Linked DNA regions of Homo sapiens: region 1 is linked to region 2. The links are chromatin contacts, found by Hi-C in ENCODE. All regions are on one chromosome and are shown on one strand. Each heading gives the region's core, a stretch centred on a gene start or an enhancer-like site at or near the end of the contact. The rest is flanking DNA. Distances are from core to core; before and after follow the strand shown. Region 1 has its middle 65 kb from the start of LINC00862. Region 2 overlaps NR5A2 (nuclear receptor subfamily 5 group A member 2).

Region 1 (5,768 bases), core at 388-2,887, 210 kb after region 2:
GAACCAAAACAAGCTGGCAAATAGTTCTCAAATTGTATTCCACCCACAAAATTTGCATTGCTTCTGTTTGTCAAATGCCACCAGGCCCTTCATATCTATCATCTTCTCCCACATAGAATAGCCTGAAACTGTGAAGTTGTGTGTGCATACATGCTTTCTGTTACCTAATAATTATGAATTTTATGGAAACTTTCTAAAGGAATACAAATAATAGGCAAAATCTGTCTCATCTAAGCCCATCTAGTGATTGTTTTGTTTGTTTTTGAGACAGAGTCTCGCTGTCGCCCACGCTAAAGTGCAGTGCCATGATCTCAATTCACTGCAGCCTCCGGCTCCTGGGTTCAAGCAATTCTGCCTCAGCCTCCCGAGTAGCTGGGACTAAAGGCGTGTGCCACCACACTCTACTAATTTTTTGTATTTTCAGTAGAGACGGGATTTCACCGTGTTAGCCAGGATGGTCTCAATCCCCTGACCTTGTGATACACCTGCCTTGGCCTCCCAAAGTGCTGGGATATAGCCACAATGCCCAGCTATAATTATTTTAAAGTTGGATGTTTGACTTCTTTAAGATTTAAACACAGGCTTAATTTCATCACTAAGAATTACTAGCATCACATCATATACCCCATTAAACAAATGAGTCTATCCTGAGACATTTACAATCATAAACCATATTAAGACCTAGAGTCTGCTACTTAAAATTCTTTTTTTTCTTTTTTTTTTTTTTTTTGAGACAGAGTCTTGCTCTGTCGCCCAGGCTGGAGTGCAGTGGTGCGATCTTGGCTCACTACAACCTCCGCCTCCCGGGTTCAAGTGATTCTCCTGCCTCAGCCTCCCAAGTAGCTAAGACTGCAGGCATATACCACCACGCCTGGCTAATTTTTGTAATTTTATTAGAGATGGGGTTTCAACTTGTTGGCCAGGCTGGTCTCTAACTCCTGACTTCAAGTGATCTGCCCACCTCAACTCCCCAAAGTACTGGGATTACAGGTGTGAGCCACCGTGCCTGACCAGCTACGTAAAATTCTCATATTTGAATTGGCTAGACATGTTTAAAGAAGAAAAAAACTATCCAGTGTGCATAAAAATTGTAGCATGCCTCTGCATCCATGCTTCTCATACTTTCACAGGAAATGAAAGTGATACTTAATTATCAAAATAAAAATCCACAGAATCTACATGTGCAAAACAACTTCCTTTTTCTGTTATTCTCAGTCACCTAAGGACAAGAACTGAAAGAGATCTTTTGGCTGTTGGTTCCAAGAAACAAAAGTATTTTCCTATTCAGAATAAGTAATCTCTTAGGGTAACTTATATACTATTTAAACAATGATACTATGTAGTAAAATAAAATACTAATCGCCACTCAAGAAATTATATTTGATTTGATATGGAATATGTAAATGCCTCTGAGTCAACCAATAATCAAGCTCTGTGCTTTTCTCTCCATGGTGCTCAACTTCTAACAAAACGTTGTCTTTCAATTTTTGTGACCTCAAAGTCCAGGACTGCTGATTCAATCTCACGCTACTCCTCTACGAATATTTTAGGGCAGTTTGATGGGACATTATGTCCACAATCTATCCAAGCCAAATCAAGGTTATTGACAGGATCTCACATAGATAAATTTCACCTTTAAAAGTTTTCCACCGTCAGGAAAATGGGGCTGCTACAGGCTGGTGTTTATGCTGCCACCTCTCGGCCTTATAAGGAAATACATCTCAGGGAGAGGAAAGGAGAATTCTTGCTGCAAATTATATTCCTATTGTATTTATGTTAGGGCCCATGAATGCTTCTTAAATGGGGAAAGAGGAGCTCACAGCCTGCAGAATATTATGAAAGCCTGAATCCTCTCTCCAGAAAAAAAAAACACATACACAATAGTTTTTTGTAGATAAATTTGGACGTCTTGAAGCCCATCCATGTCCCACTTTCTATACTACAAATTCAGCAGAGCAACCTCATTTTTCGTGTTGTGACAAAAATTCTGTAAAATGGAAGAAACTGGACATTCTGGGAGGATGGTTAGAATATAAGATACCAATAGCATCTTATTCAGAAGAAAAATTTTGACATCAAATGATTTTTAGTTCAAAATTAGTAGTGTGTTGGGGGAAAAAAAAACCGATAAACTTTTCCCTGCAGCCAAGAATGTTTGGATTTTGTTTCAAAGTTAATCAATTGGAAAGGCTCTCTGGGAATTCTGGGTGGTATTTCCAACAGAAACATTATGCTTTTGACACCTCTATTGTTGATATGTTAAATCCTCTGGCAGTTGAGTTTTGGATCAAGTAACTCGGTGGGTCTGCTGCACGTGGTCTGTTTATTTGTTTAGCTTATAGAAATGTCTTCTGTGTTCCTATGAATATTTTTGCAGCACAGGTTACACAGAGCTGTCAGCTGCCTCCAAGTGTTTTAAGGACGGATGCTTGACTTGTTTAAGATTTAAGCACAGGCTTAATTTCATCACTAAGAATTACTAATGGCACATAATATATACCATTAAACAAATACATCTATCTTGAGACATTTTATTGTCATCAGCCATATTAAGACCCAGAATCTGTTTTGTGTGTGTGTGTGTGTTTTTTGTGTTTTTTTTTTTTTTGAGACAGAGTCTCACTCTGTAGCCCAGGCTGGAGTGCAGTGGCGTGATCTTGGCTCACTGCAACCTCTGCCTCTGGGGTCCCGGTTCAAGCAATTCTCCTGCCTCAGCCTCTTGAGTAGCTGTGATTACACGCATGCATGACCATGACCAGCTAATTTTTGTATTTTTAGTAGAGACGGGGTTTCACCATGTTGGCCAGGCTGGTCTTGAACTTCTGACCTCGTGATCTGCCTGCCTCAGCCTCCCAAAGTGCTGGGATTACAGGCGTGAGCCACTGTGCCTGGTCAAGACCCAGAATCTTAATATCTCTACTTAAAATGCTTATATTTGAACTGGCTAGGTTTGTTTAAAGGTATCAATGGGAGAGCATATCCCAGTGCTCTCCAAATCTGGAGGCCTCCTCATTCTCCCCAAAATGAAGTCATTCTTCCCATTTCCTACCTAGGGAAAAGTGTCTGGCTGAGTCGTTGGAGCATCTGAGAAACTGCTTGAACTAATCCATGCAGTCTTCCACTCTAATGGCATGATTGGCAGATACCTAAAGAGATATCGATTGGTCCAGTTCATCCAACACACTGTTCCTTTTGCCTGTCAGTGTGACCAAGGTATTAGCCCAGTAACACTTGAAACCCCTTACACTTCCCTTTCATAAAATTAGCACTCTCTTTATGAGTTCTCCCAAATATCTGCTGCATGTTAACAGAATAAACAATTTTTTTACATGTACAGTGACAGAACCTGGTCACTTGGTCTGCCTAGAGGAACAAGCAGTTCTCCCATCCTCCTTTTTGTCCTCATTAAGTTTCATTTTTATCTTTGCTGCTACTCTCATAACTCTCATATTATTCCATCAACATGCAATATTTTATCTTGGAAAGTAGATCATCATTATTTTATGGGAGAAAAAAGGTTTCTCAGTGCCCTGTGAGTGTTACTACCAGCTAAGAACAATTGAACAGACTCCTAACTGATGAAGCAGCGAGCCCTAATAGTGTTGCTGCTGCCCAGTCTGGGTTGCTTCAGGAGTTTTTACGTTTTATTAACATAATAAAATGTAGCTTCTAGAGTTATCTACAGTACGTAATTACAAATGCATATTATTGATATTATCCACGTGATGCTTGAGTTTGCTTTTCCATTAATAGAAACTCTGCATTTTATAAATTAATCATACAAAGAATGAATGATGGCTTATTCAAGTCTGTCTATAAATCGGTATTTTAGAAGCAGTTATACTCACAGTAGAGTAGCCGTTTCTTTAGTGACACAGTTTGTTCCAAAAGATGATTTTAAATGCATTTGTTCATAAACACAAAGTGGTACTATACAAGTAATAAAATGGGCCGGGCGTGGTAGCTCACACCCGTGATCCCAGCACTTTGGGAGGCCGAGGCGGTAGGATCACTTGAGGCCAGCCTCAGCAACATGGCGAGACCCTGTTCTCTACAAAAATTCACTAGGCATGGTAACACACACCTATAGTCCTGGTTACTCAAGAGACTGAGATGGGGCCAGGCACGGTGTCTCACGCCTGTAATCCCAGCACTTTGGGAGGCCAAGGTGGGCAGATCACCTGAGGTCAGGAGTTTGAGTCCAGCCTGGCCAATATGACGAAACCCTATCTCTACTAAAAATACAAAAATTGCCAGGCATGGTGGCTCACACCTGTAATCCCAGCACTTTGGGAGGCCGAGACAGACGGATCACCTGAGGTCAGGAGATCGAGACCAGCCTGACCCACATGGTGAAACCCCGTCTCTACTAAAAATGCAAAAAGAAATTAGCCAGGGGTGGTGTCAGGCACCTGTAATCCCAGCTACTCAGGAGCCTAAGAAGGAGAATCACTTGAACCCAGGGGGCGGAGTTTGCAGCAAGCCGAGATCGCACCACTGCACTCCAGCCTAGGTGACAGAGCAAGACTCCATCTCAAAAAAAAACAACTCCAAACTCTACTTGTCCAGAGTCAGAACAAAAACCACCAAGGTCTTTTGCCAGTGTCCCCATCACAGGAGATGGCACCACCATCATCCAGCCCCAGAAACCAACCCAGGGGCCATCTGCGTCTCCCCACATCTAACCCATCAACAAGCTTTGTGGATTTTGCATGCCACGTATCTCTTGGATTTGTCTATTTCTCCCCACCTCCACTGTCACCCTCTGGTTTGAACTCCATCATATCTCACCAGAGTTCATGCAGTTGGCCCATAGCCCAGCTCTCTGCATCCACCCCAGGTCTATCTCAAATCCATTTTCCATGTTGCAGCAAGAGGAGTGATGTGAAACCCAAACCATGCCACCCTTCCCACATCGAAAATATTTCAATTGCTTTCTATTGATCTTGAGACAAACAATAAATTCCTTTCCATAGCCCACAAACTCTTCCTACATGGTTTGACTTCGTGTAGCATTCATCTCTTCCTAGTATCAAAATGACCTTCTTTCAGTTCCTCAGCCTCAACTCTCCCTCTTGTCACAAGGGCTGTAAAGCACAAATTCTGCTCCCATTTAGTTGGTTAACTCTTACTCATCTTTCAGATCCCAGCTTCAGATACTATTTTCTCAAGGAAGTTTTTTCTTACTAGGCCCAATTTCTCTATTGTGAGCTTTCTTAGCACCTTGCACCTCTTGCTCATATTGAAATTTTATCATTACTGACGTTATTATTTGAATAATATCTATCTCTCTGATTTATCTATAAGTTTCATGAAGGTAGCATCTGCTTTTGGTCCCCACTCTTGCTCTGATGTCTTGCTGAGTAACTAGCATGTAGTACAAACTCAATAAATGTGTTGGTTGGTTAGTTGGTTGGTTGAATGAGTAAATGAGTAAATTACAAAACAATGCTTCATTCCAGGCTTCATAAGAATCATGGACTCTTACAACAGACTTCCTGATTTAGAATCTTAGTTCACTTACTGGATGACCACAGGCATGTTACACAAGTTCTCTGCACCTCAGTTTTCTCATCTATAATACGGGTAATAATATCTTACCTTATAGAGTTGTTATGAAGTTTAAATGAGTTTATATATATATAAATTACATCAAACAGTGCCTGGCACACAGTGAACACATATATGTAGTGTTACAATTATTATTATTGTCCTCTGACTTTAACAGTGATAAAGAAGATTCTCAAAGAAATTAAAGGCTTCGGCGG
Region 2 (6,621 bases), core at 2,011-4,510:
TGAAAATTTATTCTCATGTTACTGCATTTTTGTTATTCTAGTTATCAATCTACACCCATACCACAATGCTGCTTTATTTTGTTTGTTTGTTTGTTTGTTTTTGAGGTGGAGTCTGTCACCCAGGCTGGAGTGCACTATCTTAGCTCATGGCAACCTCTGCCTCTGGGGTTCAAGTGATTCTCCTGCCTCAGCCTCCTGAGTAGCCAGGACTACAGGTGTGCGCCACCATGCCTGACTAATTTTTGTATTTTGAATAGAGATGGGGTTTCACCATGTTGGCCAGGCTGGTCTTGAACTCCTGACCTCAGGTGATCTACCTATGTCAGCCTCCCAAAGTGCTGAGATTACAGGCGTGAGCCACTGTGCCTGGCCTGTGCTGCCTTCCTGACACTCAAACACAACAGGGTATGAGTTGTATGATCAGCTATGGAAAACAGACTGTGGTATGTATGTATGACTGATATGTGGTAACAACCCTTCTCTAGGCCTGTATCTGTCTACACAAGCAGAAACTGTTGGTCAGTTCAATTAAAAAATTAACTGATTTAATGAGTTGGCTGAATTACCTTATTGTTTGACATGAGTCAACCAGCCCACTCCAGCAAAACAGCCAACCAACTCAGTCACTCTGTAGAAGCAGCGTGTCATTGAACAACCAAACACACAGTACATCGTGCACAGCATAACGATGCTTCATAAATGATGGACTGCATATATGATGGTGGTCCCAACATATTATAATAATGTATTTTTACTGCCCATTTTCTAGTAACACAAATACTTACCATTATAAGTATTGCAGTGTAGAATAGTAACATGCTGTACAGGTTTGTAGCCCAGGAGCGATAGACTATTCCATATAGCCTAGGTTCATGGTAGGTGCTACCATCTAGGTTTGTGTAGGTTCACTCTCTGCTGTTCACACAAGGATGAAATCACCTAATGATGCATTTCTCAGAACATGTCCCCATCATTAAGCGAAGCATGACCTGCATGCATGAGTAATTATGTGTGTGAGAAGCCATGAGAATACCTCTAGAAACACAATTCTTCTTTCTCTGAAAAATGCTTTCCCTCAAAGAACAGTGCATGCTCATGGAAAATGTAAACGATTTCTTTCTATAAATATCAAACCCATTTTCTCTGTGATTCATATTTCAAATAAAACACACACAAGATCAACACTTAAATTGGGTATTATTTCTTTTTTTAAAATAAACCTTTGTCAGAATATTATTTCTTCTTTTTTTCTTTTTATTGCCACTCCTCCTCTCCAGAATATTATTCCTACTGTGTGAAATCCAAAGGCAATGGGAAGGGATACAGTTCTGTCTCTCTCCCTTCTTACAAGGGAGACAAAAGAACTCCCTTCGTCACTCACCTCTGTTAGAAATGCATTCCTTTAATACAAAGAGTATTTCTCCCATTTTATGATGAGAATAATTGGGAAAAAGAAATTCAATACTTTATCTTTCACTTCTCAGCCACCTTTGGGGAACTTATATTTTGTATATCAGGATGGCTGTGCTATGCATAACTTCTTACAGATCTTGATATGCTATCTTTCATCATTATATTCAGATATAAACCCAATAGTTGTAGAGATTACTAACAGTGAGTAAAGGAAAGGCTATCTAGAAATATGGAAGACATAAAGGGATTGTCTTGGGACTGACCTACAGAGTCCTTGCCTCATGGGGACAGATTCAACAGGGCAATGCTGACGTCTTAGGAAGGGAGTGTGTAGGCGGTGTGTATGTTGGGTGGGAATGGGAAAGGCAGTATAGTATCATAGCCTGCATATTCTTCTCCTTTAATCTAGAATAGGAAGAATATGAAAGTAGAGGTAATAAGAAATATGCCATAAGACACACCCTCTTCAGACAGTGCAAAAGAGCTAGGTGTGGTTTTGCTAAAAATCTAGCTAATGTGATTCTGATTTCAAAATCATTACCTTGCAGCTTGTGTAGAATGTTTTCCCCTGTTTAACTGGCCAGGACAAGGAAACTAAAATATTTGTCAAAACTTGTGCCTTACAATGTTGTAAATGATGTTTCCATGTCCCTCCTTTTGAGATTTAAGCTATCTAGTGGGAGTGGGTGCCCATACTCCACCCTGCCGAGCTGTAAGCAATTGTAAGAGGGGCCACTGACAACTTCACCTCTGAGTCTTCTGGGACTGAGACCCAGAATAAATGCTAGGCCTCAGTTCATCTCCCAAACAGAATCACTTTCTCTTGTTTTTCCCCCAAATCGGAAGGAGTGTCTATCTAGATTTTATGTCCAGATAATTCCAAGGTTCTATCATTTGGTATCTATGGTTTTGTATTTTGTAAACTTCCAAAGGACTTCATTTCCCAAATCACAAATTTCTTTACATTTGAAATAGAGAAATCAAATTATCATTAATGTATTTCTTTGCAGGAAAGAAACTGGGCAATATTATATTTTAAAAAAATAACTTACAGAAAAAAATAGGAAGATTGTTCTTTACTCTTATATGAAAGAGGCATAGTGAAAGAGCACTGGGCTTGGATTCAGAACACCTGGATTCCCATCCTGTTTCTGGCACCTGAGTAGCCTTATATAAACCACAGCCCACCTAGCCTGAGTTTCCTCTTCTATAAAATGATGTAGTTGAACGAAATGTAGCTATCAGATACTTTCAGCATTGATTCAGCAAATATTAATTAAGCACCTGCGGTGAGCCTAGTACCAGGGTGTGATTCAGCATGTAACAGGATGGGGGTGTCCCCAGTCCAGGTAATGAAAGGGTAGACCATTCACAGTGTCAAAGACAGAAAACTAGATAGGACCTATTACTCTTAGCATGCTATGTTTAGGGCACTGGCATAAATATTTCCCACTAAATATTCTACACTATCTAGAAATTTTTAACAAAGCAAAAATTGTTGTTTACCTAGACTTAATCTTTCTGTAGTTTAGGGCCAAACTTCGACTGTTGGAGCTCCATCTTCAATTGCTACTACTTTCTATGAATCCATTTCTGGGAATCTCTGAAGGCATAGACTGACTGTACACTTAGCACTGTGACATTAAGGGGACATTTAAATTGTGTGAAGGGACAAGTCCTCTACTTGTCCCTGGGGAACTGAGCAGAGGAATTCTCCCAGGAGCCTTTGTACCCAGAGAATTCCCATCACTGAACAGTCCTTAGGGACCTCTCCTTTACCTCTGCCCTAATTTCGGTTGTACTTTTGGTGAGTAATATTTAGGCCACTCGAATTCTTTTCTCCTTTCTTTGGCCAACTGCCTGATGGAAGCAGCCAGCCAAAAAGGACCCAAGGACATTTTAGCCTCTATAAGCCTTTTTTTTTTTTTCCTGGCTTTGTAAAGCAACCTATGAAGGAAGAAGTTGCATTAAATGACCTCAAGGGAGCCACGGAGCATGCCCTCTGGAATATCCCTCACCTTCTCCCTTTCTTCTTAATCCTACTATGCCAAGGACCTTCATTGTGCATCTATTTTACAAGCTGGAGGGCAACCAAAATCTTCCTTAATTTATGCCATAATCACTGATATCCAGATGATGGGTCTGCTGCACACCTGGATTTCTTTTATTTTATTTTATTTTTTGAGATGGAATCTTGCTCTGTCGCCCGGGCTGGAGTGCAGTGGCGCTATCTCAGCTCACTGCAACCTCTGCCTCCCAGGTTCAAGTGATTCTCCTGCCTCAGCCTCCCAAATAGCTGGGACTACAGGCACGTGCCACCATGCCCGGCTAATTTTTGTATTTTTAGTAGAGACGGAGTTTCACCGTGTTAGCCAGGATGATCCTGATCTCCTGACCTCGTGATCCACCCACCTCGGCCTCCCAAAGTGCTGAGATTACAGGCATGAGCCACCGCGCCTGGCCACACCTGGAATTCTTTTTTGGCTGATGGCATTGTTGCCTTTAAGGCGGTGTCTGGAAAATGAGAATTACAAACATAACCTCATTATGCTATTAGAAAAATGACCATCATATTCACAACTGCCTTCTTGACATTCCAAGCAACCCAGAGGAAAATATATCAAGCTGAGAAGGATTCTGTTTTTATTACTTGAATATTATCTGCCAGGTTAGACATGTGAGAACATTGCTTTAATTATACATAAGAGATTTCTAAACTGGAGAACAGGAAACAGGTAGTGGTCATAAATGAAACAATACCCAGAAAGAGAAGGCACTGGAAAATATTTCTCATTAATCTACTTTAAAATATTTCTTTTCTAGTTCATGAACATTTTGCATCACCTGAAATATTTTCCTTCGTACTTCATTTAGCATCTTTCATATTTTGCCTTTATTTATTTATTTATTTGGATTTCAGTTTAAGTATTTTTAACAGGATGTCTGCTATGTGGTGTTTTTAATAGGGTGTCTGTTAAGTTTTAGTTCTTTGCCCAAAGTTACCTGGTTAGTGAGAATACCAAGATGGGTGCCCAGGTCTCTGAGCTCCAAAGCTATGCATTTCCTTATAGTGTTTAGCAGCCCTGGCATCTGCTATAATGGAGCCTAAAATATATGCATTCTCTCCATGTCTGTGTTGTCTTGGTTTATCTTTGTAATAAAACAGACCATTAGAAAGTTGTGCTCTAGGACCAAATCGTCTTGGCTCTTCTTAACATTGCCATCAGCGTACACTGAGGGCATTCAAAAGAACACTCTCTGTGAGGCTAAATATTGTATCTACTGTGGGGATATTGTTAGAGCCCTGTTTACATAATCTGGAATTCTCTGTCTTGGAAAAACCCACAAATTTTGCTCAGGAGTCCAGTAGTAGGAGAAGATGTTTTGCAAAAAAGTGCTTTGATTGTTATCTCATGTACAAAAAGAAATCATGTCAGTAATGGGCTCTGGCTACAAGGAACCAAATTGTGGCTCATTTCCAACAACTGAAACAACCCTTATGGAGCTTATTTTGGGGCTGATCCTGATCCTTGGCTTTGACTTATTTTCCTGCCTTTATTTCCCTTTATCCTCATGTCTTCATTTATCCCATTCATCTTATATGTGAGTTTATTCATCTCACATGTAAACTGCTTCCAAATCTTTTCTTAAGGATGTGACATTATCCATATCTATATATGCATACATACAGATATTTACTGTTGAATTATTGATTCCACAGAGTGTAATACTTTGTATGCTTCCTGATGCACTAAGTATTTTGCAGGGCTATGTCTTGTTGGTCCAATTCATTTATAAGTTCCTTGAGGATAACAACTAGGTGTTATATTCATTCAAGTCTTGAGAGTCCCCAGCACTAATATATGTTGTTCGCTTTATTGTTGATTGGAGTATATCCACAATCTGAGAAGATAAATGATTCCTAGGTTAAACATGCCCTTGTACAAATCATCCTTTTTCATACCAGTGTCAAAAAATCAGGGGCTAGGTAGGCTATGAAGTTTGTCAATACACGAATTGCTATGTTCTTTACTTTGCAACTTCATGAAAGAGTCACCCTACTGCACTAGCTGAATCATCATGTTGAGCACAACTCTTAAGGGAAGTATGGGAAAGCTAACCCAGGAGTGGCAGAGACCTCCTTTTCCTCCTCTATCTTAACATGTGTACATGCTTTGACTTTGAAGCAATGGAATGTGATTGATTCCATAAGCCACTTTCAAAAATAGTCCCATTACCTGTTAGTGCTCACCTTAATCAGATCATATAAATTATATGTGGCTATATATGGAAACTTAAGAAACAGAAAAGTCTACCAGGACTGCGGTGACAAAATTCCTGAGTCCCCAGATATGATGAACTTATCATTAGTTTGTAATTAATTGATATTTCAACAAGAAGCTTTTTGAAACGTGGTTAAGAGGAAGAATAAAAGCTGGCCAAACTTTGTCCTTTGGTTTGATAAATTCTGAGAATGTAGCTATAATTCTATGCAAAAGAAGCAGACTAAGTTACATTATATACCCTGGTGATTATATGTTTCTTCACAGTGCTGTTTAACATTTACATACAATACTGTAAACCTCAAAGATGTCACTCACTTATGTAATTACCTCACAGTTATATAAATGAAAAACCTGACATTTAATAAGTGACACTAGCATATCTTTATATAAAGTAGTGTTACATTTAACATCCCTGGGGACTAGGTATATCGTGTATACCATGCGGATGGATGTTCTGGATGAATGAAACTTAACTTTGGAAACATTGCACTTTGAAAGAATTTTTAAAATTTTTGATAAAGACTCTCTAATACAAATCGCACCATTCCATGACTTTTTAAACAGAGGATTTGATAAGCCTGTTCCCAATGACTTGTCATGGTTGTGAATGCTCACTGTTGGACCCTAGGTTACAGAGTGGTTTCTTTAGCGGTTCCTGAAGTCTAGGCCTCTGACTTCCTGTACTGAGTGACTCTGGATTGAGCTGTTCAAGAAGCAGAGGACCAGCCTGTTTTGCTTTCTGTCTACCCCTTCTGCTGACAGCTATCATGTTCATTTCCCAACTGCTGTGCTATTCGTTCACTTTACACCTAAACATGTGAACGTTGGGCAGGACCGAGGAGGCCCTGCTTCCATGGAGATTAAGGATGTCAGCAGAATGACAGCCACTAAACTCCACCCCTACCTCTGCTTTACTTCCAAT

The links. A loop is a pair of places that touch in the nucleus more often than their neighbours do. Pooled maps may share reads with other maps.
Region 1: a loop to region 2 is called in a map of naive thymus-derived CD4-positive, alpha-beta T cell, with 13 times the contacts of the local background. The contact joins two enhancer-like sites. A Hi-C loop is called at or near these places in 2 of 168 maps with a recorded cell type or tissue (CD4-positive, alpha-beta memory T cell and naive thymus-derived CD4-positive, alpha-beta T cell), 1 of 37 single-sample maps with no recorded cell type and 8 of 50 pooled maps.

The regions. Positions count from the first base shown.
Region 1 is chr1:200,305,979-200,311,746 of GRCh38, forward strand. No RefSeq gene overlaps it. Among named protein-coding and RNA genes, the nearest start is that of LINC00862, 65 kb to the right of the region's middle. Within about 2 kb of position 1,638, at least 2 of the 41 ENCODE cell types and tissues checked have a DNase peak (open chromatin) inside an H3K27ac peak, as active enhancers do.
Region 2 is chr1:200,096,016-200,102,636 of GRCh38, forward strand. The region is part of intron 5 of NR5A2 (nuclear receptor subfamily 5 group A member 2); the gene reads left to right. It overlaps LOC107985244 (a long non-coding RNA gene), which reads right to left. Exons shown (of 3, transcript XR_001738358.2): 3 at 5,267-5,316. Among named protein-coding and RNA genes, the nearest start is that of NR5A2, 72 kb to the left of the region's middle. Within about 2 kb of position 3,261, at least 2 of the 41 ENCODE cell types and tissues checked have a DNase peak (open chromatin) inside an H3K27ac peak, as active enhancers do.